Linked DNA regions of Mus musculus: region 2 is linked to region 1. The links are chromatin contacts, found by Hi-C or POLR2A ChIA-PET in ENCODE. All regions are on one chromosome and are shown on one strand. Each heading gives the region's core, a stretch centred on a gene start or an enhancer-like site at or near the end of the contact. The rest is flanking DNA. Distances are from core to core; before and after follow the strand shown. Region 1 holds the start of Zfyve16 (zinc finger, FYVE domain containing 16). Region 2 holds the start of Tent2 (terminal nucleotidyltransferase 2).

Region 1 (2,865 bases), core at 175-2,674:
AGACTGCTCTCCCTCTCAGGTCCCCATTGGTTTCTGTCTTTCCTTCTGGAAGTTCTGTCTTTACCTTGCTTCTCCTTACAGGTGTTCCTGGGGAGGGAATTTGGGCTACTGTACCTGGCTACTAAGCAGGTTCTTTCAAAAGTCCTACTTTATATGTGAATTTGTGTTAACTTATATCCACACCAGGATATGAGAGTATCCACACTATTCTCACCAATGAATTCATCTATAAATTAAGCAAATTGGTAAAACAGATTTATGGAGAATACACTGTTTCTGCTATATTAAGTTTGAACATCAATAAAATGTGGTAGACATGCTATTTTGTGAACTGATTTGCATATACTTTAAAATGTTGTTTTGTTCATTTAAAATAACTCTTATTTGTCCTTACATTGTACTATATACTTTTGCCCCTAATTTGTATGCACAAGCCACTGCTTCTGAATTGAGGTTCCAAAAAGACGACGGCCCCATTTTATCTGTGACAGTGTCCAACGTATAAAAGTGAAAATACACACTGTACTTTGTAGAATTATTCTTATATTTTTGGTTGTGAGACTAGCCTTTAACGGCTGAGCCATCTCTCCAGCCCTTGTGGAATTATTCTTAAGATTAATTAGCTAATGTAAGCGAAGCATCTCTTTTGCATTGTCTGTCAAAGAACAGGCCAGTCACCTTACACAACCAAAAGTTTTGCTCTTGGCAAAAATCAGAGTTTAGAAGGGGAACCAGAAGTAGAGATGCAGAATCTCTGAAAGATAAACTACAGTTGCCAATTACTGAATTGAGGACCTGAGCTCTGACTGTGAAGTCTCTTGAGTACAAATCACAGCAGCGATAACGCTTGTAATCTCTCGAAAGCCTAGGCGAGCCAGCAGTCCCCAAGCTGGTCCGGATACTAATTTTCTCTTCGCTCTCTTTGAATTTTAGAAAACTCGTGGTGAAAATGCGAAGGCCGAAGCAGAGAGCGCGCGCGAGGCATCGGGCATCTCCTTCCGAGAGGGTAGCTGGCTTCTGGTTTTAGACAGCAGCCGCTCTGGAGGCTACAGAGGGTTGGAAATGCAGAAGTACAGCCAGAAGTGCAGGGCGGCGTCGGCCAATCCGCTCACCCAAGGACCGGCATTTAGGAGCTGCCCGGAGGTGAGATACAGTGTCGGCCGCTGGATTTGGCTGGTGCAAACCGGAGTGCCGGGTCAGCTGAGCTGTGGCACTAGTCACCTCCTGAGGCCAGCAGAAGAGCGTCCTTGGAACAGCGTCCGAGCGCAGGATCCCAACGGAGTCGCCTGGCCACTTCCGGCGCGCCCGCGTGGACTGGCTCGGACCCGAGCAGCGCGCATGCGCATAGATCAAGCCTCCCGGAGGGGGCGTGGCAGCGGGAAGCATTCTCTGCGCCTGCGCCCTTCTCTGCTAGGTCGGCTGGGGACGAGCTCTAGGCTGGCGTCGCGCTGTCCTGGGTGTCGTGGCCGGGTTACTCTTCACGCCTCACTGCGGCGTCGCGTCGAGTCCCCGAGAGCTCGGCGGGGTGTGGGGAGGTAAGAGCCTCGGAGCCGCCACCGGCCTCTCCTCAGCGTACTGCGGGCGGAGGGGCGGGGCGGCCTCGGACTCGCTAGGCTGCGACGGCCCGGCCTCGCCTTCCTCCGGGACCCGCCTGCCACCCTGGGCTCTGTGCGGCCGAGATACCCGACCCCATCGCGGGCTGGGCTGGGCCGGGTCGGGCCGCACTGGATCCCGCGAGTCCCCGCGGCGCCTGTTGTCGCCGCCTCCTCCGTTTCACTGATGCCTCAGTGTTCGCTCGCTGTCTTTGGTGCCTCTGAAGAGATGACCTTAACTTTTAACAGTTAACCTGTTTGTGCGACCGTGATTGCAATTTGTTACATTCCAGACTCATGTTCTTGGTTAGCCATGTCAGAAAACCAGCCCGTAAATTTAAATATTAACTTCATCTTTTAATTCAAAGAATAAGTTGGTGATGTCATCCGGTTCCGTCACTTACTCGGCTGAGTTTGGCATTTCTCGAGTTGGCAAAAGTTTAGTGGTTTGATCGTGTCTGTCCGATTTTTCACATAACTTCTTTTTTCCCCCTTCTCTTTGATATTAAACTACACATTTAGTGGCAAGCTATTTAAAAATTAGAGGAGGGAATTAGGAATGAGCTAGTCACCATTCCACCGTGCAAAAGTAACCAGCCGCTTACCATTTTGACATTTTTCTTTGTCCTTTTTTTTTTTTTTTTTTTTTTTTTTTGGCCCCTGTTGCATTTTAAACTTAAAATGATAAGAGTGTTGCTCACCTTTCCCATGTTTTTAAAAGCTGTACACATATACCCATTACATTTTTTTACTATACACATAATAATATGAGCAAAAACAATCTTTTGAAGTAGCTACCTTACAAATAAAACTAATTTTTTTGTCCCCAGTCATAATGCCAATTACACATAGTATCCTATATGGTTGAAGATAATGACAATTGAAAAATATTCAAGAAAATGTAATTGTTAATGCAGAATATTTACCATTTTGAAAATTAAAACTCTGGAAATTCTTTTTTTTCTTCACATATTCACTTAAAAATAGTCATACAATGAAGCAAATACTTTATTATATTAAAAAATCTTGGTTGTTTTTAAATTCTAATTCTAATGTACATTGAACATTTTCTTCATGATCATATTACTGTCTTTCACAATTTTATACCCCTTACAGTCTAGTGTCCAACTGCCTTCTAATATATTTTTATTATTTTTATATTGTTAGAATATTTTATATCATTTTTAAGGAAAATAATAAAATTATCTCCTTTTCTCTTTTTAAGTAAAATGTAGAGAGACATAATTTAGCTTTGAAAGGCTTACATAATCCC
Region 2 (2,802 bases), core at 133-2,632, 660 kb before region 1:
CATAATTATAGCCATATTTCAGTACTTTTTCAGTGCTGGGTATTGAACCCAGAGACTCATACATGATAGGCTGACATTTTTGTTTGTTTGTTTTAGGTTTTTCGAGATAAGGTTTCTCTGTGTAGCCCTGGCTGTCCTGGAACTCACTCTGTAGCCCAGGCTGGCCTTGAACTCAGAAATCCGCCTGCCTCTGCCTCCCAAGTGCTGGGATTAAAGGCGTGCACCACCACACCTGTCTTGGCCCTAGCCTTCTTATATGCCCTTTTTATGCCCGAAAAGACAAGCAAGACAGGAAACCAGAGCCATGTTGAAGATCAACTTAACTGACATTTATAAAATACTCTACACAATAACTGAACATACTTTATTACCAAAGCACAATTAACATTTACCACATCAGATGATACTCGGAAGCACGTGACAAGTTTTTTAAAAAATTATTTAAATGATTCAAATATAATTTATAAAGACTTTGCAAGTCAAGTGAAACGAAAACTCTTTATCGAAATAAGTGGGATTCAGTTAAGTTATTATTCATATAGTAAGTTATCAAACGACTCTAAGTATTATCACAGAAATGACCTCAGTTTGTGAATTAAGGTAGAAAAATTAAAAATTGAATAACTATTGAGTTCGAGGCCAGCCTGGTCTACAAAGTGAGTTCCAGGACAGCCAGGGCTATACAGAGAAACCCTGTCCCGACAAAACAAAAACAAAACAAAAACAAAAAAACAACCAAACTAAAAACAATGGGGGAAAAAAACCCAGAATAAATAACAAGAAAACCAAAAAGCAGTAAACAAATCATTACTTTCGGGATTGGGAACGGTCAGATTCTACGGGGACAAAACAGGGCTATTGTTTACAGATATTCATCAATAAATCAAGCAGTTTAGACAGTTTCACCAGATACTAAAGTTCTCTCAATGAGAAACAATGGTGGGTATTTGTTAGACAAGTGAGTGCGAGCTAGGGCAGGGTAATGTGTGGGTGGTTTTGGGGGCCTTAGAGGCATGATTTTGTCTCCAAGAAACTGTTTTTGTTTGTTTGTTGTTGAGGAGAACATCACCCACGATTTCATACTGATCTTTCCAGCAATGGGAAGGTTGGTTTTGGATATCTCCTGGAAGGCCCTCCATGGACAGAACAGGCCTCCTGGAAATGGCCAGCGGCACGTAACTTAGGAGGCGGCGCCAGCGGAGCGGGGTGGCCTACTGCCCTGCGGAAGGGCCGGGCTGTACCTTCCCTCGCCACCATCTCAGCAGCCGCCGCAGACTCCCTGGCTGGACCAGGGTGGGGCTGTGCGCCTGCGCAGCTCAGCAAACGCGCTCTCCAGTGTCGGCTGCCGGAAGTCTGACCTTTCGCTCCCGCTGATGATTCCTTTCCGGGGTCACGTTGATCTTCCGGGTCCTGTGACAGGGTTGTCTACGCCGCCTTTTCGGCGACTTTTTAGTCTTCCGCCTTTTTTTTTTTTTCCTCCCCCACCCCCCTTTCTTTTTGTTGTCGCCACCCCCAGCCTTCCACGGCCGCGCGGGCCTGGCCTTAGGCTCGTGACTCTCCGCCGCCCTGCCCGCCCGAGCTGGGCCTCGCTGCGCCGGGCCGCTGGCTGCTCCTACCTCTGCCTGCTCGGGCGGCAGCTCCGGCCTGGGAGCGTGTTGGCGGGCAGTGCCGCTGGGCCCCGCTCGGCCCTTCGGCGTGGACGCCGGTGAGTTTCAGGGCTTCGGTGGGGATGCACGAGTGCAGGCCCCGGTCCCCGGCCGGGCGCGTGAAACTTGGCTGAGACTGGCGCTGTGTTTTGCGCGGGAGAGCCTGGCGCTCCCCCGGAGCTCCCTGGATTAGGGGCGTTCCCAGGCCGCCGGACTTTGGGAAGAATGTTGGCCTTTCTCTGATCTGTCTTCTCGCTAGTTCTCATGTCGCCTCCCGCCCTCTCCTCACTCCCTAGACCGAAAGAGTAAGACTGTCTTGATACTCCCTCTTGGAGTTCCAAAAGGCAGTGGAGACCCAAGGTAAATGTCTAAATTAACGAACTCTTGTGGAAGGCATTTATCTCTGAGACAATTAAACAGCATGGAGTCATCTCAGTCAGGTCAGGACTGGCTGATGGTCGAATTCACTTTTCCTAGTCATATTTGTGGTTGGGCTCTCCTTTCTTTAACTGCTTAAGAACACAAGGGGCAATGTGTTTCCTGGTATCTGTGATTTAAGTTTCTTGTTTTGCCCTATTTGAGCGTTGTTTAAAGTAATTAGTTTGTTGATAAGAGGAAGAGGAAAAATTGTGCAGGTCAAACAGGATTGGAAATTTAACGTGTTTAGCGTATGGTTTTTGTGAAGTCACACTACCATCATAGTACATAGTTTAGTACTATAGGGCTTTGCTGTGTTAACAGCTATTAACACGGTTAATCTGTACTGATTAGTAACCTGTAATAGAAACACTGGTTGGTGTGAATTGCCCCAATTGTATGTGTTCGAGAAATACACAGACTCTGTGAAACTCTTAGATGGAATTTAATTTTTAATAAAAAGAATGCTCTGTTCAGAGCCTGAAGGTGGTTTTGACAGTGCATGCTGAGCAGGATCTGGGAGTTACACTTGTGTTGTAGAACAAAGAACTGATCCAAGACACTTAGAGTGCACACATAACTTGATTAAGCCATGCAGTTCTTGTAGGAAATTGCTACTTTCTCAGGAATCTTGGTGAAGAGACAGTTATGTAAACTTGAGTAGTCTATAACTTCTTGTTGAGATCAATTTGACTAAAGTTAATTCCAGTTGCAAATTAAGAGACCAAATACTGTTATC

What was found. A loop is a pair of places that touch in the nucleus more often than their neighbours do. ChIA-PET counts read pairs that join two places held with the same protein, here RNA polymerase II (POLR2A).
Region 2: a loop to region 1 is called in a map of heart, with 13 times the contacts of the local background. The contact joins the promoter of Tent2 here to the promoter of Zfyve16 in region 1. A Hi-C loop is called at or near these places in 1 of 37 maps with a recorded cell type or tissue (heart). POLR2A ChIA-PET finds 5 or more read pairs at or near these places in 1 of 5 experiments (Patski).

Annotation. Positions count from the first base shown.
Region 1 is chr13:92,529,369-92,532,233 of GRCm38, reverse strand. It overlaps Zfyve16 (zinc finger, FYVE domain containing 16), which reads left to right and starts at 1,424. Exons shown (of 18, transcript NM_173392.4): 1 at 1,424-1,535.
Region 2 is chr13:93,190,997-93,193,798 of GRCm38, reverse strand. Tent2 (terminal nucleotidyltransferase 2) reads left to right here and starts at 1,382. Exons shown (of 15, transcript NM_133905.3): 1 at 1,382-1,705.